2 separate regions of the Homo sapiens genome follow, and region 1 is linked to region 2. A link is a loop called in an ENCODE intact Hi-C map of the cell type or tissue named here. Cell type or tissue: PC-3. All regions are shown on one strand. Links, peaks and the distances in the headings refer to the core of each region. The heading gives the core; the rest is flanking DNA. Region 1 overlaps PRKAB2 (protein kinase AMP-activated non-catalytic subunit beta 2). Region 2 holds the start of TRH-GTG1-2 (tRNA-His (anticodon GTG) 1-2).

Region 1 (12,402 bases), core at 2,749-10,748, 77 kb before region 2:
TTTCTTCTGCAGAAAAAGCAGGTTTAGCTTCCAGTTCAAAGAATGCTTGAATGTGATATTAAGGCTTTCATTTTTTGAAGGTGGAATTGAGCTACTTTCAGGTGCCTCATTCATATATACTCAGGTGCTTGCATCTCTCCTATACACTAGTTAAAGGAGAGATGTGACCAGATTTGCCCTGTCCCGTCAACTCTAGAGTCCTCCTTGGTTTTTCTGCTGCTTTAGAGTCTGGGTTGGAAATAGCCATTCTGTTCTGTCTTGTTATGTCTTTGTGGTTTGGCTATTGGAATAAAGTTATATAGCTCTGCAGTTATCAAACCAGGCTGATTATCATTAGAGTCTCCTGGAGAAGATTGTAAAAATACAGATTCAGCAGCTCCATTCCTAGAGATTCTGAATAAGTGCATCTAGGATGGGCCCTATAATTTTTTTAAGCTGCTTTTACTTGGATATATAGCTGGATTCGGGAAATCACTGATATAGCTAACAAACTATGTGGTACAATATAACACTTAAAAATATATTATTGAATTTAATTTTTATAATAACGTTGTAAGTATTTTTAACTCCTGTTTTATAGATAAAGAAACTAAGGCTCAGAGAAGGTCAAATTGCCAGTAAGTACCAGAGACAGGACTGCTGAGGTCCAGTCCTCCTATGCTGACTTCATATTCTTTCCTATATTATCATTATGCCAGGTCTTTCCAAGTAGGTTTTTCTCAGGTATTCCTCATTTCCACAAAACCTGTGGAAGTGTAAAAGTGAATTGTTTACCTGCCTTGCTTCTGTCGTATTTAGGCTTTGTGTCAGCATGACTCTGGAGTGTTAACCCGAGAAGCATTCATGGTGGATAATACAGTACGGGGGAAGGTAGAAGGATACACTTGTTCTTAATCGGATTTGCTTGGGTTCTTTGGGATCTGATGGATTTTGCCTCCTGTAACTGCTCCTTGGATGTCATTTAATTTGCCTAGGCTTGCCATCTCCTCCTGTGGTACATCTGTAGTCTACAACACAGCCTGGGAAATGGTACCTCTTGCTGTCTTCTTACTGGTTCTGACTCAGGTGAAGGTGTTTGATTATTGTGGCTTAGCTTGGTTCTGACCCATTCCTGATTCTCTCATATTGTTTAGGCAGTTTGGAATTGATCCATTGGATTGGGTGTCTTTCTGAAGAGGATTTTGACATCTACTTTGTTCAAGGATAGAGAGGGATTCCTAGGTTCCCTCTAAATCAGAGAGATCTTTTGGAAGTCATCCCTGGTTTTAAATGAAAATTAGACCTGCTTTGGGACTTGGAAATAGTTTTTCAGAAGGATTGTTTCTTTTTTTCCTCATTGTCTTTAAGACTTTCTTCTAGAAATGGATGCCAGAATATTTTGTTCTTTTTTGTTTTTCTTGCTAGTTTTAGGCCCAACATTAGAATTTAAAGTAGGGAAGGGAGCAAGGTAGGAGACTATTATTTCTTCAGCCCTTTTATGTGTCAGAAACTGTGTCAGATATTCTCATGTAATCATCAGAGCAACCTTAATGGTAGGTGTTATCTTTTGTAATGATGAGATAAAAAGACTTGGACACACTAAGTAGATTACCCAAGGCCACAAGTAGAATGATGATAGGAGTCAGAATTGGAACTAAAACTTATTTGACCTCCTGCTCTTATATCAAACTATCTCTGTTAAAAGTGAGTGACTGTGAAGGACTGATGACTGGGAAGAGCTACCTACTGTCTGAAGTAATGAATTAGCTGCGTATGTTTCTTTTCCTTGCAGGACAGTGTGATGGTCCTTAGCGCAACCCATCGCTACAAGAAGAAGTATGTTACTACTCTGCTATACAAGCCCATTTGAAGGGATCCCTTCTTGCCTCTAAGGATTCAGGAGAAGCATCTCCCTTGCATTTCTGGACTGAACCAGTCTTACCTGAGACTGGAAGGCTGATTTGCTTTGAGGCTGATATGTGTGTTTCAGAGCCTCTGAGTAGGATGCTCTGCTTTTGCATTTGATTGCAGATGAGAGCTTTATGAGTTCACGGAATTTATTTTAAGAAAAAAAAATATACATATGAGAAGAAGGTAAATGGAAGCCTCCTAGCCCCAGCTAGAAGTATTGTTTCTGCCTGTGGGTTTTCACCAAGACCTGTTTGGGGGCGCTGCAGGAATAACTATATAGGAAGATTTTTCCTAAAATGAAAGAACAGCAAACTCTTAGGATCCTTGTTGGGTGGAGATTCTATCACTGCTACCTTGGCTCTCCAAGGAATGGGCTTGTGCTAGACCGCTGCCCTACTTAACAGCTGCCTCATTGCAAGGGCAGTTTTTCTTGCATGGGTTCTCTATATTCCCAGAGTATGTGGCACAATCTGTGTTGTTTATATGATACCAGATGCCCCACAAGAACCCTTATTCCTCTCATTTCACATTCTTCCTTTAATAGCCTCCTTCAGATCCCATACCTGACCCCTCTCTAACACAAAACTTATTGGGTAAGTGACTTTGAAAAGTTTTGTGGCACCTGACCCACCCCAGACACTAGGGCTATCAGAAGGTCTCCTTTTTAGCCCAGCACAGGCCCAGGCCACTTTGTCGTGTTTGTTTTAACTTCTAAAGAAAATATGTTTCAGCATTATAAGAAAGGCAGAATGCAGAACACCTACATTTTTGTTTTAGTTTGGTGCCAAGGCTCAGGCTGTATTGGCAAATTCCCGAAAGTTTTCCCACTTTGCCTGGCCCTGCTTCTGTCTTTTCTTTCTCAGTAAACAGTTCTGAAGGCAGGAGTGGAACCCGGGAGTATTTTCATGTCTTTCATCCTTGAAAGATTTTTATGTGCCTGCATTTTTTTTTTAATTAAAAAATGCCTTTTCATTGGTCTTAAGAGACCGCATTGGAGAATTTCAGGCTTTTGATAAATGCTTCTTCAAAGAGATTTTCTTCTCTAGTCTAGCCTTCCACATTCTTAGATTAATATGGCCAACCCTGTACACATCACTACACTAAACACTGCTCTAGATAAACTGCTCAAGTTCATTTAACTCATTTGATGCACCTAAAGGGGTTCCTCATTTTAAAGATTTGTTAGGCCAAGAAGCAAGAGAGTATTCCTAGTATTCCCAACCATGAAAAGTATCATTCTTTGCACCAAATGTTAACAAAATCATTTTGTTCTCCTGCCTCTTCTTTTTAAAGGTGTTTGATGATTAAGTGGGGTCACTGAATTCCATTTGTGGACTGAAAAGTATTCAATCCACTTTTGGGGTTCAGAGATAAAACATTTTTTCCCAAGTAGCTGGGGCTCTTCCATTTTGCAGATAAGTCAAATAATCAACACTAAAGGAGGCTAAACTGTTGATGAATGAGAGACTCCCTGACTGCTCAGATGACCCTAGCCACACTGAAAGGGCACCTACAGGTCAGTTTAGCTACCTCCTGTCTTTCCCATGCAAAGCTGATAACACAGTTGTCTTTGGACTTGTAGACCTCTTGGATTCCAGGTGTGATGGAGTAAAGTGTGGGATTGTTGTTTTGCTGGGATGCAAATAACTAAATGCTTTGGTGGTTAATTGCTAAGAGTAAATACTACTTTAGCCATCCAAGGCCACCTTCTGCAGCAAAAGGCTTTTGTGGAGAACCTTTTATGTTCCCAACCACTTTTTGAATGGTGTGCCATTTAAAAATCCAGGCCAGATCCTATTATAACCAACTCTCAGGATTTACAGCCTTCAGTTGTACTAGAATTTTGTTTTTATCCAATACTCATTAAATAAGTGGGCCACTTAGGAAGATTCAAAATCTTGGTTATTACATGAAGTTTGTTATATTTCTTGTCAACAGTATTGAAATGTAATATGTATGTGTTCATGTATGAAAATTTTTACTCCACACAGGTGTTTCAGTAGAGTGGGGCAGGAAAAGAGATCTCTTCGATTTCTTTCAGGCCTGAGGCTTTTGTGAAATGCGTCAGCCCCCTGTGACAGTAGGTTTTGATGCTAGTGATCTTCAGATCTTTCTCTCTGGAAATGTGCAGAGAGTGTCAGTTTCCCAAGTTCTGAGGTAACTCTCAGCCCAGATGTGAAATGGGAGCCTACCAGCTGGTATAGAAGGGAATGGGTAGGAGGCACTGGGTGCTGACTCATTCAGCACTGTCCCTTTTCTATACTGCTGATACATCCCATGGTTCTGAGAAGCCTTATCTCAGTCTATTTGGAAGAGAGGGAGGAAGAGAAGGAAGTAACCCAAAGTACTACTCATTTATCATTGTATATTGATTAGTTAAAGGGATAATTAATTTAATGCTGAGGAGAGTTTGACAGATTTTGAAAATGAGTAAAGGCAAAAAAAATTTTTTTAGCCTTTATTTTGCTTTTGGGAATTTTACAGAGTCAAAGTAGGCAGAATAAGAAAATAGTTCTTCAGGAGGGCCGACCTTTAAAGAACTTCAACATAGTTTCGGAATTGTGGGGAAGAGAAGAGTGACTGAGCTGAGAAGTAATAATAGAATAAAGGGTTGAGTAACTTACAACTGAAAATGATCTCTTTTAAAAAGAAATTAAATCAGACACCACATGGTGGTGTCCTTGGATCTCACTGTACAGAATTAGCAGTGTATAACCATCTTCTCTTTTCATCTTGTTCCAATTCTCTCCTCTTTCCTTTCCATTCTGCTTTAAGCTCATGTGTCAGGCAGACTTTACCAGAGTGTCAGACATTACCTAAAACACATACGTTAGCCATGCTGCTGGTATGGAGAAATTCCACACCATGATTATTAGCCTCCTTTAAGCTGAATGGGATTTAACCATTCTAGGCAACACCCCTGAAGGGCATACCTAACCTCAATAGTGTTGGCTTTTAAAACGTATGTTTGTATGGTAGAGAAACTTTGTAAAAGAAGAATCCAAGAGAAGTTTGTGAGGATCCTACAAACCCAGGCCCACTCACTTTGCTCTAATTCTTTCTAGTATCTTGTAGATCTAATGGGTCTGGGATAAAAACTTTGAAAAGTGTCAATATTCCATGTATGCTGCTGAAATGAAGTTAAGTTTGGAAAGAAGTGATACCTCTAGACTGGGTTTATATTAATCTGGGATATAAATGAAGAAGACATACTAATAGAACTCCTTGCTTTTAATTGGGGAAATAGGGCTTTAATAATTTTGACCTCAACTAAAAATGATATGCAATAGTCTCTGTGTGTGTTTGAAATACATTGTGTTCTCAGAGATTTCTACATTCTCACGTTCTAGTGATTTGGGGCATGGGCTTAATAGCAGATGTACAGTGTATTCCTGCATTATTGTGATTCCCCTTAAAGCCCAGTTCTTGCTGTCTTCTACCAGGGGCTGCTGACTCCAGTTACCCATGGAATGCAGGACCTGGGAGGGGTAGCCATTAGGGTCTTTCAAAACTCTTTGGATCTAAGCATTTGTCTCTCCTTAAGTGCCAATCACAATTGGATATGGAAGGACTGTGATTTCTGCAATGAACCCAAACTTTTAGAGTAAAAAGCCAAATTTAAATTATAAGAAAGAAGGGAAAAAAGAGAAAAACTCAAGTCTATTACTTGTAGAGTCCAATTCTTAGCAATGGAATCGCTCTAGGATTCTAGTTTGGGCTTTGTCTGGATTTGCTTTTCTCAGTTGTGCTTTGAAGTGAATAAGCTTTGTTACAAATTAATTTTTTATTAGTTCCAATATTAGTTGGAGTTAACTTGAATTGATTGTATGTAGCACAGCACTTTTGCAGTAAGATTGGTGTGAAATACTAAACACTATGGATTTTGTAGGTGTCAGGTTAAATGGTCAAGGGATACCTACATTAAGTCATATATTAGGTATTGATGATCTTACTTCTTTTCTGTTCCCCTGTACAAAACACTTACCTAACCCAGCTTGTGGTTTTAGGACAGCCAAAGCTCACTGTTGTTGGTTAGTCCTAATCACTACACGGGTCTCATAAATGAGACTTGTTTGAATTTTGGTACATTGGAGCATGTTGGTTGGTATTACACGGCAGCATTTCGAATGAGTGCAGCTCTGTGTCTGTCAGAAAGGAGAGATAAGACTACTTTGAAGGGAATTAAATATGTGAGTCCTCTTTTTAATGGTGCTTTTTGTAACCTTTAATGCTGAGGTACAGAGCTGCTTTTCAATATTTCATAAAGGAGTGGCAGACAAGAGTGGATTTTAAAGCTGTTCTTCAAACGTAATTTGTCACTGGACTCTGACACACCTGGAAATTATATGATATGATACATACAGAAATGTTGTGGGTTTTTTCCATAAAACTTTAATAAAAGTATTATACAGCAATAATATCTGAGTTATTGATTGATGACTGATTATATTATCAAGGTCTGTTTGCCTTGGTGTCTCAGGGCCTAAAGAATGTAAACTGCAAGAAAACACATTTGAAAGAAGTCATGGGGTAGGGGACACAAATGATGTCCTACTTTTTCTCTTCTTTTTGTTTCAGGCTATGCCAACATTATAGGAATGCAGACTTCATGATTTGATTTTCAGCATTTTCTCTGCTGGCTGCACATTTAGCTATCATCCTGTACTGGATTAGCTGAGCTCTTAGACCAATGATTCTCATCCCTGGCTGCACATTCATAACACCTATGGAGACTCTATAAACATTGGTGGTCAATCCATTTCCACCCTAGTTAAATGGAAATCTCTGGTATGGGGTCCAGGCATCTGTATTTTTTAAGTTCCCCCAGATAATGCTAATAGACATCTAGGATTGAGGACTGCTATCCTGGACCCTTCCTACTTCTCTTTCTCTGTCAGATTATATGCTTCAGTATATATGAAAACATTATATACTTTATTCTGACAGCAGATCATTCACCTGAGATGGCCTTGTTCAGGGACATGATTAAAATATAATTTCTGTTTTCCATTCCGTCATTTCACAAGGTTTCTACATAGCTGGCCTCTGGACTTTTTTTCCTAAAACAACCAAGCTGTTGTATTTTTGCTGCTCTAAAGAGTCAACTGAGTTGAACTAAGGAAGAAAAGGGACTGACAATGTGGAGTGTGAGAAGAATAGGGGAGTTACTGAGGGAGTGGAAATGCAAGACAGCAGGACATGAAAGGAAGACCTGTGACAGAAATCAACTAGAACAGTTCACCTCAAACCTCAATAGCAAGTCCAGAGATTGCCTCCAGGCTAGAGGTAAAAAGTGGGATATGGTATGAACTCAGCCTCTGGAAGAATGGTCTTCTAAACATCATGTACCCCAGTCACTGAAAACAAAATGGCACCAGAATTTCATCGGGGCCCAAACTTGCACTGATGTGCTTTCTAAAGCATTTATTTCTGGCTCGTTTGGCTTGGAGTCTTTTGTAGTATCTCTTCCAAAGACCCCCTTCTCCCCTGCCTTGACAATTAACCATGACACAGGTGATTTGGGTACATCATGAGTCTCTTCCTCTCCCTACTCCTCTGTCCTCTGTGGTCACTGTTCATCCAGAATCACATATGCAGGTCTGGAGTACCACGTCCCTTTCTGTAACCCATTTCTTGGCTCCAGGGCACGTACATTGACTGAAGATGAACCACTCTGTTCTCTCCTGGCAGTTAGCATTCTCTCAGCACTTAGCTGTGTTCTGAAGGAGGCTCCTGTCTCTCAAGAACTTCCTAAGTAGAAAGGCAGAGTTCTGTGTCAGAAGTTAGAAGGTTTAAGGTCTGTATGCCGGGCGATATTTTAAACACAAAGTAGGGTTTCACAGACTTCTCAACGACTCCTGAGCTAATTTCCACTTACTACATCTTCCAAAGCCCTCTTGCTAGTGACAGCTTATGATGAGAATATCAGGTAAGGATATCGAACACCTGAAAGAGTTATGGAGATTACTACAGACCTGTATACCTGGATGGTGTTGAGGGGTGGACTCTGACTTCAGACCAGCTGATACTCTAAACTATAACCTACAACTCTAACTTATTTTTTTTGAGGGGTGGGGGGGAAATCTCTGTTATTGATTACAATAGTTGTGGATCACTTACAAGTTAGATATAGCGATTGGGTAGTGGAATGGGTGTTGGATGCAACAGGATCTTGGAAAATATTTCTGGGGGTTAGAGGATAGGCTGAGAATATTATAGATGTTTGGAAACATTTGTGCCAACCTGAAGATGGTGTTTCTTTGTCTCTCCCAATTAGCACAGCTGTGTTCTGTTGGTCATCTGGTAGAGTGATCAATCTAGAGTTAGAATACCTAGGGATGACATAAAGGAATATGACAGTCCGGAAATCTACCAGATGAAGAGCCAGTCTGAGCTCAGAGGGGATTTTGAGCCAAGGCATGGCATTTTATTTTTAGATGGAGCTGAACATTGTGATAGTAACCAGCACTAGATGAACTAAAGTTCAGGAGGAAAAGCGGAACTATCCAAGGTGAACTGAGATTACTAGCCATTTTATCCCCTGGGCCCATTTGCTTACTCTGCACGTGGAGTTAGGACTGACCTTTGCCCAGACACAGGGTGTTTGATGGGGTCAAATGACATTAAATACCAAGCACTGGATCCCTAAAATATGGGAAACAAATGAGGTGAGCCCTTTAGTTGCCCAGGTTACATGCTGAAGGGAAACTAAGATTGCAGATGGAATCAAGTTTGCTAATCAGCTGACCTTGAGATGCAAATATTACCCTGGATTATTTAGTTAGGCCCAATCTAATAAGTGCAAGAGGGAAGTCAGAGTGATAGGACATGAAAAGAACTTGACTTGCTGTTGCTGGCTTTTGAAGATGAGAAAAGAGAACTATAAACCCAGGAATGTGGTAGCCTTAGGAGCAAGGAAATGGATTCTCTCTCAGAGCCTCCAGGAAGAAACACAATGGCTTTATTTTAGTTCAGTAGTCTTTTTTTTTTAATTTTATTATCATCATACTTTAAGTCTTAGGGTACATGTGCACAACGTGCAGGTTTGTTACATATGTATACATGTGCCATGTTGGTGTGCTGCACCCATTAACTCGTCATTTAGCATTAGGTATATCTCCTAATGCTATCCCTCCCCCCTCCCCCCACCCCACAACAGTCCCCAGAGTGTGATGTTCCCCTTCCTGTGTCCATGTGTTCTCATTGTTCAATTCCCACCTATGAGTGAGAACATGTGGTATTTGGTTTTTTGTTGTTGCGTTACTGACCCATTTGGATGTGGAAATACAGAAGTGTAAGACAATAAATTTGTGTTGTTTTAAGTCACTAAGTTTGTTGAAATTTGTCAACAGCAGTGATAGGAAATGAATACAACATGTCTATGGTCTGATCTAATATCTTAAATCAAGAGCCATAGGATCAAGTTGTTTCCAAGTAACTTACCTGCATCCTAGAACAAAGCTCAAGAATATTTATAGGAAAACAAAAATGTTCAGCACCAAACAAGAAAAAGTTTATCATATCCGACATCGGAAAAAAACTGAGGCACTCAAAAAAATAGAAAAATCAAACCATTATGAGAAAAAAAAAAATCCATCAATTGAAATTGACTCAGAACTGTTACATGAGGGTAGAAATAGCAGACAGTTGAAACAATAATAAGTTTATAAGTTCAAAAGCTGGAGAAAAAAGCAAACATGTTTATATATATATATAAATATGTAAGTGTGTTTTATCACGTCTGAAAGACCCAAATTGAACTTTATAGATTAAAACTACAAATCATGAGAAGAAAAGTAAACTGGATAGGCTGAACATTAGATTAGACATTGCAAAGAAAGATTATACTTGAAAGACGTAAGAATAGAAACTACACAAAATAAAACTGAAAAAGGGCTTAAAAATGAACAACACATCAGTGAATTGTGGAAAAACTTCAAGTGGCATAATAATTGGTACTATGTGTGTCCCCTCCAAAATTCATGGTGAAACTTAATCTCCATTGTGGTGGTATTAATTGGGGCCTTTTAGGAAGAGATTAGGTCTTGAGGGGTCCTCCCATGTGAATGGGATTAAGGCATTTATAAAAGAGGCTTCACACAGAGTTTTGGCCTTTTTTGCCCTCTGCCTTCTACCATGTAAGAACACAGCAACAAGCAACCATCTTGAAAGTGAAGAGCCACTCTCACTAGACACCAGTGCCGGTGCCTTGATCTAGGGCTTCCCAGCCTCCAGAACTGCACAAAATAAATTTCTATTATTTCAAAATTGCATAGGCTGTGATATTTTGTTATAGAAGCAGAAATGGACCAAGACAACTGGAATACCCAAAAGAGGTACGAGAGGAATAGGACAAATATTAGTAGAAATAGTGACCCAAATTTCCCGAAATTTGATGGAACCTATAAAGCCACAGATCTAAGTAGCTCAATTAACCCCAAGCACAAGAAATAAGAAAATAAAACAACTAAATGAAGGCAAATCATAATAAAATCTCTCAAAACCCGTTAGAAAAATTGTAAAAGCAGCCAGAGGAGAAACAACTAGTTATGTACAAAGGAAGAAAGATAAGGGTGATAGCAGATTTATCATCAAAACAATTATAAGCTAGAACACAGTGGAGCAACATCTTTTAAGTACTGAAAGAAAAAAAACCCCTACAACCTGGAATTATTTACCCAGTGAAAATACGTTTCAAAAAGTGAAGGTGAAATAAGAACTTACATTAAAAAGCTGAGGCCAGGCATGATGGCTCATGCCTGTAATCCCAGCACTTTGGGAAGTTGAGGGAGGGAGATTGCTTGAGGCCAGGACTTTGAGACCAGCCTGGGCAATATAGCAAGACCCCATCTCCAAAAAAAAAATTAGCCAGCTGTGGTGGTACGCACCTGTATTCTTACCTACTCGGGAGGCTGGGGCAAGGGCATTGCTGTTGCTTGAGCTCAGGAGTTGGAGGTTGCAGTGAGCAATGATGCAGTGCACTGCAGCCTGGGTGACAGAGTGAGCCCTTTTTTCTAACAAAAACGAAAAGGCTGGCAGAGTGACTTTCATTTCTGGGAAGATGGAATAGGCATGCTTTTCCCTATTCCTACCAGTAAGTAGAAATAAAACCCTGGACATTTTCTATACAATAAACATAAGGAGACTCTGAAAGATGAAGAGAAAAGGGCAGAAACTTCAGGCTTCAAAAAATGACACAGTGAGTTAGTTGTCTGCTCTCTTTAGCCCATGTGGACCAGGAAAGGGGCAGCCTAACAAGGGTCCACTTTCATTCTTTTGCATGTAGATATCCAGCTTCCCCAGAACCATTTGTTGAAAAAACTGTCTTTTCCCCATTGAATGGTCTTGGCACCCTTGTCAGAAATCATTTGATCATATATACAGGATTTATTTCTGGGCTTTTTATTCTATTCCATTGATCTATATGTCTTTGTGTTAGTACCACACTGTTTTGATTACTTGAGCTTTGTATTAAATTTTGAAGTCAGGAAATATGAGTCTTCCAACTTTGTTCTTTTTAAAAAATTTTTGTAGAGACAAGTTTTTGCTATGTTGCTCAGACTGGTCTTGAACTCTTGATCTCAAGCAGTCCTCCTGCCTCAGCCTTCCAAAGTGCTGGGATTACAGACATGAGCCACCATACCCAGCTTGTTCTTTTTCAATATCGTTTTGTCTATTCAGGGCCCCTTAAGATTCCATATGAATGTAAGGTGGATTTTTCTATTTTTGCAAAAAAAAAAGTTGTTGGAATTTTGGACTAGAGGTTGCACTGAATCTGTATATCACTTTGGGTAGTATTGACATCTTAGCAATATTAAGTCTTCCAATCCATGAATATGGGACATCTTTCCACTTTTTCATGCATTCTTTAATATTTTTCTGCAATATTTTATAGTTTTCATTGTACAAGTCTTTCACTTTCTTGGCTAATTCCTATGTATATTTTTTGATGCTGTTGTAAATAAAATTATTTTCTTAATTTTCTCCTTTGATAATTGTTAGGGTATAGAAACATAAATTATTTTTGTGTGCTATTTTGTGTCCTGCTACTTTGCTAAAGTCATTTATTAGTTCTAATAGTTTTTTGTGAAATCTTTAGTGTTTTTCTACATTTCAGATTATGTCACCTATGAACAGAAGTAATTTTACTTCTTTCTTTCCAATTTGAATTCCTTTTAGCTCCCTATATTATCCCAGTAATCCTCTGGGAGATTCTCTACACTCTCTAAGGTTGTAGCAAAGACTCTTCCTTAGAGAAGACCCTGCCTTATGCCATCCTTTCTTCTCTGAGACATCCTCCTGTGGATGAGAATGGGATGAGAATGTGATGAGAATGGGATTGCCTTTGAGAATTCTCAATGTTCCAGCCTCTGATTAGGAAAAAATGTCTCATCCTATGTGCCCTGTCCCTACCTTGCTATAATATCCAGAGGTTAGAACAATTCCCACATTCTGATAAAAGTATATTTTTGAGCACTTATTTTCTACAAGTTTGAGGTCTTAAAGGAAATC
Region 2 (11,990 bases), core at 1,386-9,385:
AAAGTTAGAAGAAGATGCTGAAATGAAATCTCTAGAAGAGAAGATTGGATGCTTGCTGAAGTTTTCAGGTGATTTAGATGATCAGACCTGTAGAGAAGATTTACACATCCTTTTCTCAAGTCATGGTGAAATAAAATGGATAGACTTCATCAGAGGAGCAAAAGAGGGGATAATTCTATTTAAAGAAAAAGACAAGGAAGCGTTGGGTAAAGCCAAAGATGTAAATAATGGTAATCTACAATTACAGAGCAAAGAAGTGACTTGGGAAGTACTAGAAGGAGAGGTGGAAAGAGAAGCACTGAAAAAAATAACAGAAGACCAACAAGAATCCCTAAACATATGGAAGTCAAAAGGACACAGATTTAAAGGAAAAGGAAAGGGTAATAAAGCTGCCCATCCTAGGTCTGGTAAAGAAAAAGTACAGTTTCAGGGCAAGAAAATGAAATTTGCTAATGATGATGAACATGATGAAAATGGTGCAACTGGACCTATGAAAAGATCAGGAGAAGAAACAGACAAAGAAGAACCTGTGTCCAAACAACAGAAAAGAGAAAATGGTGCTGGAGACGAGTAGTTTAGTAAACCAATCTTTTATTCATTTTAAATAGGTTTTAAACTACTTTTGTTTATGGGGGGCTTTTAAAAGGAAAACCGAATTAGGTTCACTTCAATGTCCACCTGTGAGAAAGGAAAAATTTTTTTGTTGTTTAACTTGTCTTTTTTTTGTTATCCAAATGAGAATTTTTTTGAATGCATAGTTCTTTTTGTGTTCTTTCAGATGATTCAAATATCAGAAGGAAGATTCTTCCACTAAATTGCCTTTGTAATATGATAATATATTAGTACAAACTAATAAAATATATACTACATGAAAAGAGAAAAAAACCCTCCAAATCTTAATGTCTTCTTAATTTAGTGTATGTTTAGCCTTAGAAAGGTGTCTCTCTGTGATTGAGAGTTCAGGAATTCCTTGATTTCTGTTTCTGTCTCTTTGTCTTCAGTTAAATTCATGCACTATTAAATGGAATATTTGTAAAATAGAGTCTAAGCTCAATTTTATAAAAGTATATATATACTTATATATAATATATATAAACTACATATAAGTATATATATACTTTTATAAGTGTATAATATATATGACAGACTAACAAGAGAAGAGCATATGTATTTATTTAATGTAAGTTTTACATGACAGGAGTGCCTTCAAAGGAAACGAAGACCTGTGGAAAGAGCTAAATCTCAGTTGTTGTTGGTTTTTTTTTAAACAGTATGTTTTATGAAGAGTGCATACTCATGGAGAAGTATGATAAGACAAAAAAATGTATGATCTAACAGTAACAAACTGGAGATAACGTAGCCAGGTCTCTGTGTTCAGGCTCTTCTCTGTGTCCCTGTGTCTTCAGACTCAAGGATGCACCTTTCCTCTGGGTACAGAGAGGGCACCTCTCACATGAGAGTCTTATGATAGGCTTCAGGGAAGAAGCGCAGGGGGAGGGTGACAGTGACCTTCCTGCTTCTGTTGTTTTCTCAAATTCCTTTAGCATAAATATTTCCTCAAATTCTTTAGCATAAAATATTCAATATCCCATGTATGTAAGAGTGCCATAAATGCTCAATAATTGTCTTCTGTTATTAGTTTCATCAGTAGCATCATCTGAATCATCAGTATTGTCTATTTTTAACAGTGAAAAATGCATAAGGTAACATACATTACCTTATTTAAAGTTCAGAACAACCAAGGAAATGAGTAACTTGTAGCGGGTGTGAGAAGTTCCGTGGCACAGACGGAAGATAGGCATTCAGGGAACACCAGGATAGAAGAGCCGGAGTAGAAGGAGAGAGAGGAAGAGGAGTCCGCCAGGTGGGATGCAGGAAGCCACCGGATAGCTCGGGCGGAGAGAGGGCGCTCCTGCTCCGCAAGCCTCCCGGCGACCGCAGGCCTTCGGCCACCTTCTTCCAGGAAGACGCACCCTCCTTTCCTCTGGTCTCGGTTGAGACACTGCAAAGGGCATCGTCCTGGAGCATTTCTCCTCTCCCCAAGGCCCCTCGAAGGAAGGATGGGCGGACGGAAGCTTCACCCCGAAGTGGTCAAGCGCGCAGAGCTCCAGCTTCCGCAGGAGCATTTCCCGGTGTCTCTCATGGGTAAGAGTGGGTCCTGCAGGATAATGCCTCCCGTTCCCTGAGGAGCAGTGCTGGAGATGCCCATGTGGCCAGCTCCTAGGCCACGCGACCCAGGCCCTCCAGGAGGAGCGAGGAGTCCTGGGCCCTGAACCAGCCCCCTGGACCCGCTGTGCCAAGAGAAGCAGCAAGGGAAGCTCCCGCCTCAGGGTCTCTGTCTTCCTGTGGTTAAGAGACGTGCATCCGACTCCCTCTACAAGTGCTGGAGAGGAGGCTAGGTCTTTCCTACGGGCTGGGGGCCTTGCTGTCCCAAGGACAGCTGGGGAGAAAGAGGAAGCCGGCTGAGATGTGTAAAGCAGCTCTTGCTACCGCGGGAAGGGAGAGGGCGCGCGGGACCCAGGAGCCACTGTGCGAAGCCAGGCCTCAGGAGCAGCCGCCTTGTTCCTAGAAGGGGTGCCTCCATCCATCTGGTGTCCAAAGACTGCAGGGAGACCTTCTCGTCCGGTGGGAAAGCGAGGTCTCCCATGCTTTCCCACCACGCAGGCCTTGTGTCCTTTCTCCTGCTAGTGTCTGCCCGCCAGCGGGCGGGAGCTGCGGCTGCGGCGGTTCCACACTCTGTGGACGCTGCCCGCCAGCGAGCCAAGAGCCGCGCTTGGAGGCGGGAGTCGGGGAGTCGTGTGCAGGTCGGAAGGAGACCCAAGCTCTGGGTCAGGGCTTTTTTGCCAATAGCCAAATTCAGCGTGTAAAAGACAGAGAGCTCACATCTGTCTGTTCGAGAGCTTCAGTGAGAACACCAAGGAAGCGCCCTCAGGAGCCCTGGGAGGGCGGCGAAGGGTCTCTGGCGGCGATATCCGCGTTGGCCGTGAGCCAAGGCAGGTCAGGAGCGTGCGCGAACCCAGCCCCGGGGTAGCACGAACACCACCGCAGACTAGGGCCCCGCGTGTGGGGAAATCGCAGGGGTGAGCGCAGCCAGAGTGCGGTGGACTAGCCTCAACCAGGGAGAACCCCCTTCCTGACCACGGTCTGTCCCCCGCCAGGTAAGGGAAGAGGAGAAACAGCACAGCCTCCTCTCCCCTAGCCGAGCGCTCAGGGTCACCACCTTCCCCTCTGCTCGCTCGTCGCGCCATTCTTCCAAAACGCTTTCCGCGAAAGATTCCACCAACAGTCACCCACAGGACAACCCAGGCCTCCTTTCAACAGCGGCTCCCGCTCCGCAGCCACCGCGCCCTCTCACCCCCGCGGTTCTGCCCGCCGCCTCTGTCCAGTCTGTGCACTTCACCTCCCTGGCTCCGGCTCCCCCCTGAGCTTACAGTGGACGCGGGGTTCCTCCGAACCCCTCTTGGGAATACTGAATGGAAAAGGGGAAACGTGCGCAATTGCTTGGTAGAGTGTAGACAGACATTGCGGGATTTGACTGCGGTACCATCGCTTTGACGACCTAGTGATTTTCACACCTGCCTTCTGTTCACCGGCCACAGTTTTCCATTTGTGCCTGCTCCACGTGCTGTCTTTGTTGGGTCAGCAAACATCGCCTCCCTTTACCGCTCAGTCTACAAACGAGCGGTCCTGGAGGGCCTCACCCGCCGCTCACCCCACTTCCAACCTCGCGGGCATCGCCTCCAGTCGCTTCTTCTGAAGGCCTAAGAAGCACGTTACCCGCGAACGGAGGTGAGGAGGCTCCACTGACCGTCCCCTGTCAGCTGATAATTTGTGGCACGCACAAACGCCACGACTTGCCTTGGCCTCTCTCTTAGTTATTCGCAGCTCAGCCCGATCGGCGCCTCCGGGACGGCAGAGGCGGCAAAGACGGTGGGCTTCTTGGGTGCAGTTCCAGGAGGGCTGGCATCTCTGCACAGCGGTGTACACCTGAGCGAGACGCTCAGTCGCTCTCTAAAGCCGCTTGTGCGAATGACAGACACGGAGATAAATAAGAGCGCTGTGTCATGAGAGGTGGCCCACCAGGAGTTGCCCTCCTTCGCCAGGGTTTGCACCTCGCTGCGGAGACTGTTCTGCGTCTGGCCCTTGGAGAAGGCCCGCTTACAGCGGCGTAAAGGAAGATTCCTGCGGGAAGGCAGTCAGTGCAAAACAATTCCCTGACTGGTAATCCAACCCGAGCTGCGGCGGTGAAAGCGCTAAATTCTAGCCACCAGACCACCAGGGAGGCACAGGAGGGGCTTTTTCAACCTTCTTGCCACTGAAGCGACAGTTTCCCTGTAAGTGACAGTTTCCCTGTGCGCTGGGAAGACTTGGGACTTGTGGAGGTCGCTGGTCGCTCCTGGAGTCGTCTCACAAGGCCGTTCCCTCCCTCCTTTCTCCAAAAGAGGAGCACGCAGGCGACGCACCCAGCACTCCGCTAGGCTCACCAAGGACACAAGTCCCGGAGCCAGTTGCAGCGTCCGGGCAGAACCTGACCACCGACCTAGAGATGCGCCTTTGTGAAGCGGCAGCGCATGGAGAGACAGTAGCGGGTCACCGGGCCAGAGCCGCGCACTGGGTAACCAGGAGCAGGCAGGAGCGAGGAGGCTCCCAGGGTGAGATCGGGGCACCCCGAATATCATAAAAGACTCAGACCTTGGCATCCCCGACATCATAAAGGACTCAGACATATGCGGAAACCAAGACGGGCTGGATGGGAAACTCTTTCCACGAAGGCTCCGGGGCCCTGAACTGGTCTCCGATCTCCCTGCTGGTCTCCCTGCAACCTGCAATACCTGCCATTTTCCCATCTTAGGCTATACTGCAACGCCACCCTTCCGTATGCTCTGGGCAAAGCTCCAAGGGTTCCCGCTGACGTTTGAGTTTTTTCCTCAGGGCCAAGATCGAACTGGTCACCAATTCGTGATTTCCCATCGGCCAAGTGCGTGGGCATTGATCTACACGCGAGTTTCTCCACCTCCGCGGAATGGGTATTACGGGGTGGGGGAGGGGCCCTTCGGTGGATTGTAAGGTGTTTAGCCGCATCCCTCGCCTCCGCTGACTAGATAGATGACAGGGGGTTAACATTCTCCCTCCCCGCTTCCCCCAGTCGTGGCCTAATGTCCCAGCGGGGATGGGGGAGGCGTGTGAGGACGAAGTTGCCCCTTGTCTAGAATTCGTGCGCCTAGTCCTGCTCTCTGAGCTTGTGCAGAGGACTCTCCAGATGAAGACTCAGGGGTCGATCCAGCTCAAGACCCCCTCCCTCCCCGGCACAGTCGGACCTTAGGATTTGAGGCTTTTAACATCTCGACATCATGAGTTTCTACCTTTAGGTCTTTCCTTCTGTTCTGTCCTCCAAATCGGCCTCTTCTGAGCCTGTTGACCAGGGCCAGCCAGGTAGAAGGCTGGGTTCGCTCACCGAGGATCCTCTCGCCCCTCCTGGAGCATCAGGCCTCTTTCGGTTTGGCCTGTAGAGAAGCCTTAGGGGCCACTTCGTTCGGCATCGTAGGGGGCAGGTGGGAGGCGCGCGGGGAAGAGGAGGGTGTGACTGTGGTTCCCGACCCCCGGCGCCCAACCTCCACCCCGGTGCGCGCGCCCTTCCCGGCTCCTGCTGGTCCCACTCGCCCCGAGGTAGGTCTCCGGTCAGCCTAAGCTCCCAAGAAGCCCAGGCCCAAAAGGACAGGTAGGGAAAACAAGCTGCTCATTTCGGTCCTGTCCGGAAGGGACTCCTTTCTGACCGGAAAGAAAGGCGGCGAGTCCTGTCCCGTTGGGTTAGCGGAAGAGAGATCAAAGGGAAGAGAAGAAAAATCCTGTGAGGTTTCAGGATCTAAAGTTACCATGAAGTCGACCTCACCTCCTCTGAAGGTCCTCCCGGTCCTCCAGTGGCTGGAGAAGGTGAGTCGAGTCCCTGTCTCCAGTTTGCAAAGTGGACAAAGCCTACGACAATGGGCCCCGAATCAGCTACTAGGCATCCCTGTCTTTCCAGTTGGTGGTACTCGAGCTTCCCTACCCAGGATTTCTGTGGATTCCAAGGGTACAACTGAACACCTTTTGTCGTTCCAACTGCTCTTATTTGAATTAAGGGCTGATCTGTTGAGAAGCATATATTCGGTAAGACTATAGCAACTGTTGTTGAGACTGTCCCATTCTTCCTCCTCCTCCCTCTTCCTATAATGTACAATGAAAATTAATCCCCACGACGGGCCTGTTATTTCAATGTCCTGTTGGCAGAACCTAAGGGGAGTCTAGGAGGTTCCAGGATAAATATTTGAAGTATGACACAGTCATTTTTATTTACACATGCATTCCAAAAACACATTGGACAAATGCATCCAGTTCACCTGTGCCACACTTACAAAGATATGAAAAGAGGGTCTACACACAAACAAGCGAAAGACGTAATCGAATGGCTTTTAAATATCTGCTGTTTCTACTGAAAGTCTTCTTCTCTGGCTACACCTACCAGTGTCTTCTCTTTCTCCAAAATCAGACATTCAAGTGCCAGACCCTGAAATCAGTTTTTTGGTACCAGCTTATTCTTCCCCATTCTGTATCCCTTCCTTTCCACTCTCTTCTTTCATATGCAGGAAAGGTCAGCTCTCCCTCAGTTTCTAATTTGCAACACCCCACTCGAAGAACTCAACAACCAGCATCAAAAATTAGACACCCTCCATGGGACTCCATCTATGTTTTAGTTGGAGCTTCTATAACAATGTACCATAAACTGGGTGGCTCATCCACAGCAGACATTTCTCACAGTTCTGGAGTTTGGAAGTCTAAGATCAAGGTGCCAGCATGGTAGGGTTATGGTGAGGAACCTCTTCCTGGTCATAGACTGCCATCTTCCCATTGTATCTGCGGGTGGCTGAAAGAGGGGGAGAGAGCTCTCTAGTGTCCCTTTTATAGGGGCACTAATCCCACTCAGGAGGACTCCACTCTCTGGATCTAATTACCTCCCAAAGGCCCCTCCTCCTAATTTTAACACTTTCCAGGTGTGGGTGGAGGAAGGTTAGAGTTTCAACCAAGGCATTTTGGGGGGACACAAACATTAGGTGTCCTGTGATCTTTCTAGAAGAAGAAGAAATTATGAATGACCCAAAGCTTTGTACATTTCACAGTTAGAAATAAAGAAAACTTTTCCTACAATTTTGAAAGGCCTGAAATGTGAGCTTCCTCCCCATCAACCCCACCACCAAAATCTGGACTCTGTGCTGAGTGTTGTGGACTTTTTGCATGTTCATCCTCCCTGCAGACAACTGGAGATTTATTCTCTTCAGAGGGTAGAGGAGAGGATCCTTGGCCCCAGGAGGGCAATCAGCATAGGTGAGCGAGGACATGTGTCCCATACTGAAATGAGAGAGATGAAGTGACAGCATACCTTGATCTATGTGATGGTTACATGAGTTATGACCTATTTCAAAGGTTATTATGCTGTGTGAAAAAGAACAAAACCAGAGGACTTGCACAACCTGAATTTCAGACTCACTCTAAGCTGTTACAGACAAGGCCGTGTGCATGCGGCATTGGGAGACACAAATACATCAACAGACTGCCTTGGGAGACCCAAAACTCACCCACAGCTATATGGTCCATAGGTTTTTTGTTTGTTTGTTAATTTTGTTTTGTTTTCTGAGAAAGGGTCTCACTGTGCTTCCCAGGCTGAAGTGATCCTCCTGCCTCAGCCTCCTAGGTAGCTCATACTACAGGCGCGTTTTAGTAGACATGAGGTTTCGCCATGTTGTCCCGACTGATCTCCAACTCCTGGGCTCAAGTGACTCACCAGCCTCAGCCTCTCACTGTGCTGGGATTATAGGTGTAAGCACCATGCCCGACCATAGGTTTTCAATAAAAGCAGTTCAATGGGGCAAAGGAAATAGTTTCAACTAATGGACTTTCATATGGGGGAAGAGGGAGACCAACAAGGTTATTTCTTCCTCACACTACACTCGAAAGTAACTTAAGGAACATTATAGACCAAAACTTAAAAGTTAAAGGTATAAAGCATTTCGAGGATACTTGTGACTTGTTGGTAGATGAGATTTATTAAACAGGGCACCGAAGAACACATGTAAAAGGGAAAGACTTGATAAATTCGATTTCATGAACATTAGCCATATCTTCTCATCAAAAGACGCCATAAAGAAAATGAAGAAACAAGCCAGCCTCAGATGAGGAGAAAATAGTCACAAAACCTATCTGACCTCCAAACTCTGTGGTGAGATCTTCCTAACTGGTAATTAAAAAAAAAAAAAAAAAAACCCAAATGTGCTAGATGGGTAAAAGACTTGAACAGATACTTTAAAATAAAAGGTACACACATGGTCAACAAAGCACATAAAAGAGCGCTCAATATGATTAGCTATCAGGAAAATTGAAATTAAAACCACATCGAGACACCACTATAACTCCCAGTAGCATGGCTAAATTTATAAGGAGAGGAAACACCCAATCTTGGAGAAGATGAAGAACAACCACAACTCTCACACGTCATTGGTGGAAATGTAAAATGGCACAACTACTTTGGGACAAGTTTTTGCAGTTTTTATGAACTTGAACATATCCCACTCTTTGGTACCCGCAATTCGGCACCTAGGTTTTCCCCAAGGGACACGAAAACAGATGCCCTCAAAATCTGTTGTGGGAAGAATGTTCAAAGCAGGCTTATTCAGAATAGCCAATACCGGTTTATTCAGAATAGCCAATACCCAAACACTCATTATCAGGGTAGGGATGGGGTGGGAATGGCAAACAACCTGTGCTATTTCCCTGTAATGGAATACTACTCAGCAATGAAAGAGGAATGAACTTCTGCTTCCACTAAGCAATGGATAGAGCCAGAGACATTATGCAGAGAGAAAGAAGCATGTAGAACAGAGTAGATGCACCATGATTCCATCTGCATGAAGTTCTAGAAGCAAAGGTAAAGTGAAAACAATCAGGAGAGTGATTGTTCACAAATAAGGCAGAAGACAATGACAATGATTTTTATAATTCTAGTGATTATGTTATTGATTGAATAGTCACTAAATCCAGGCATGTCTGACAACAGCAGTGTAAGGCAGAGTTCTCAAAGTGGCCCAACCTTCCATAGAAAATTGTTGAGGCACATAAAATTTAAGATAGTTAACCAAGGTCAGGCAAGGGCCGACGTAGATTTCCAAAACAGAACCTGGGTTCTTGGACATAGATTAGACTGGACCTGCCCACTTCTCTGTTTCAGGTGTCTCTGGGACTCTCAGCTGCACCAGAGGAGAGAGAGAAGGACAGAGAAAGAGACCAAGGGAGAGAGGAGTAGGGAAGAAATGGAGGGAGGCGCAGGGCCCCTAGCTGTCGAAGAGCAGAGAAGTAACTCTTGCCAGTGTGTTTACACTATAGAGAAGTTTTCTGGGGATCAAGACATTAGCAGATGCTAAGCTTGCTCTGGTCAGGAGATGAATTTGATATGCCATAGATTTAGAAATTGAAACGGAACCCTAAAGTTATTGGAAGAGACTGTAGCTGAATACATTTCTGCCTTACCCTGACGCGCCTGGTTGCGGGGAGCAAAACGGATCAGCTGACTACCCAGACGAGCAACTTTGCCGTGACTCGGATTCGAACCGAGGTTGCTGCGGCCACAACGCAGAGTACTAACCACTATACGATCACGGCGGGCCACAAGGCAAGCGGTGATGCTTGACCTTGCTCTAGCAGTTTTGACGTCAATAGGTTTCCATTATTAGGCGGCTTTGTTCCCAGACAGCCACAGGGGGTTCACGTTTTTCTCCCTTTCATGCCCGCTTTGCTTTCGCCTCCCTCCCTCCCTCCCAATCCTAATACAGGTTGAGAATAATTCTCATCTCCTCCACTGCAGCCTGGGCCTCCCTGCACCAGCCTCGGTCTCCCTGCACCAGCCTTTCTCAGGAGGTCTCTCTGTCCTGGTCCGCACCTCCTCTGCTTCTCTCCCGCCTCTCTGTATTTCTGCTTTTCACCCTTTCTCTCTCCCGCCGCACCGACCGAAGCCGAGTTGAGCTAGGGGAGCCCAAGCGGCGTAGAAAGTCGGGTGAAGGCGGAGCCAAGAACGGAAAGAGCCATCACTAGAGTCCACGGGGCGTTCTGCTTCCTTTGGGAAGTCGCGGACCCGGGCGTTTCCCGGGACGCTGGCTCTGACGCCTGCGAAGGGCAGGACGGGGCTAAGGCCATTCCGCTGCCCTTCCAGCTTTGGAATCACCCAATGCACGGGTTTCAACCGTAGCCAGCAAGATGCGCCTCTCCGGTTTTCTGAGGCTTTGGAGCCTGCACAATTGTTCTACAAAAGGCGGTGGCTCTGCCTAGTGTTGGATGGGCGCGTGCTCTGCATGGTGAGGCGGGAGCGACAGTTGACTGTCCATTCGTGTGTCGCAGTCGGGTGGTGTGCTTGCTTCCAAGTTTGGAGGTCAGTGGTTCGAACCCGTTCGCTCTCTCTCTCTCTCAAAAAAAAAAAAAAAAGTAAGAATGGTATTTCTTAGGTTTTCTTCTAGGATTTTTCTACTTTGAGGTTCCCATATGTATTGTTTCATTGCAGGTGACAACCAACCAGAGATTAATCATTACAAGCCAAGAAAGGGAATTTATTGTTTGCCAGGAAAATCATCTAACACAAAAAAATTAGCAAAGGAGATTCCTGAGTGTCCCTTTCTGTAAAGCATGCGGGATTGTTCTCTGCAGAGTTCAGTAAACATTTTTCTGTAAAGGGCTAGAGAGATCTATTAAATATTGTAGGCTTTTAAGCCAAGAGGCAAAACCGAGGGTATTATGTAGGTGCACATGTAACCAATGAGAAAACAAATTTCTATACCATTTTCGTTGATGAGATCCTAAATTAACAATAGTAACTGAGTAGAACCTCTCAGGTTGTAAATGTTCTTTGCATTGAGAGCCTAGATCTGCCCACCTAGGCTCTCTGGTACAGCCCTCCCTTCCCTCCCCACAGGACATTTTCTCCCTGCTTCCCTCAGATGAAGAGTTCCATACAAAAGACCTACTCCCCTGAGAAGTAGTGAAGTGCTCCTGGGGCCCACCAAGGCCACACAAATCAAGGAGTGGGTGACCTCACCCTGGCTTCAGCTCAGAGCTGATTTTGAGATCACCTTTGCAAAACGACATCGTGCTGGGAGATGTCATCAGGACAAGACCATAGATGTGGCTGTCAAAGGAGGTGAGAAGAGAGATGTCCAGGGGGAGAAGTGGCCAAACACCAACACCTCTGCATCCAACCTCACAAAAGACTCAAAGAGATGCAGAAACGGAGATGGGGGAATGGAAACCTCTTTCAAGCTAGGCTTTGAGGCCTGGTACTGATCTCTCTTCTTCCTCCTGCAACCTACAGCACCTGCAGTTTTCTCACCTCAGTTGATGGAAACTCCATCCTTACGTACACTCAATCCAGAAATCTTAGAGTTTTCTTTGACTGCTGATCTGTCTCTCACCCCATATAGCTGATTAGCCAAGAACTCAAGTTATCTTGAACTGTCAGGTGTGGACCTTAATCCACACCACCCTTTTCTCCCTAGTTTAGGAAATTTGGCAAGTCATTTCTCCCAATAAAGACAATAGGATTTCCTTGAAATTGCATGATTTCAGTCCTTCCTAGATTCATGACTCACTTAAGAGCACTGTTTTGTTTGCTACCATTTTCCCCTATTTTTATTTCATACCTGTTTGATCTGCACTCTTTCCTATATGGCAGGCAAACCAGTTCAGGTGTGCTTTCCTAATCATAGAATTAGCAATAATAGCAGCCTTGGTAACAACTTATTTCTGGCTGCACCACCAGGCAAATGTCACAGGACTTAATAGGTAGAGGATCTTAGGATCATCTGTATTGCTTGATGTTATAGACTGAAGTGTTTCCCTGTGAGTTCATATGTTGAAAACTTAACCGCCAAGTTGACTGTATTTTGAGATAGGGTTTTTAATGTGGTAATTAATGTTAA

What was found. A loop is a pair of places that touch in the nucleus more often than their neighbours do. Peaks named below come from ENCODE experiments on the same cell type or tissue, not always from the same donor. Only the 100,000 strongest peaks of a DNase experiment are listed, where the experiment ranks them.
Region 1: it touches region 2 in a loop (17-fold over the local background); 4 of 110 quality-filtered maps call a loop at or near these places.

Annotation. Positions count from the first base shown.
Region 1 is chr1:147,149,012-147,161,413 of GRCh38, reverse strand. PRKAB2 (protein kinase AMP-activated non-catalytic subunit beta 2) reads left to right here. Exons shown (of 8, transcript NM_005399.5): 8 at 1,772-6,308. The coding sequence ends at 1,849. Among named protein-coding and RNA genes, the nearest start is that of PRKAB2, 17 kb to the left of the region's middle. In PC-3, for the core only: no CTCF peak of the experiment used is centred there; no DNase peak of the experiment used is centred there.
Region 2 is chr1:147,070,922-147,082,911 of GRCh38, reverse strand. It overlaps TRH-GTG1-2 (tRNA-His (anticodon GTG) 1-2), which reads right to left and starts at 9,687; the gene lies at 9,616-9,687. It also overlaps the pseudogene TRE-TTC14-1, the pseudogene RNU1-151P and the pseudogene SSBL4P. RefSeq lists enhancers at 1,563-2,268, 3,683-4,389 and a silencer at 5,880-6,080. In PC-3, for the core only: no CTCF peak of the experiment used is centred there; a DNase peak (open chromatin) is centred at 6,281.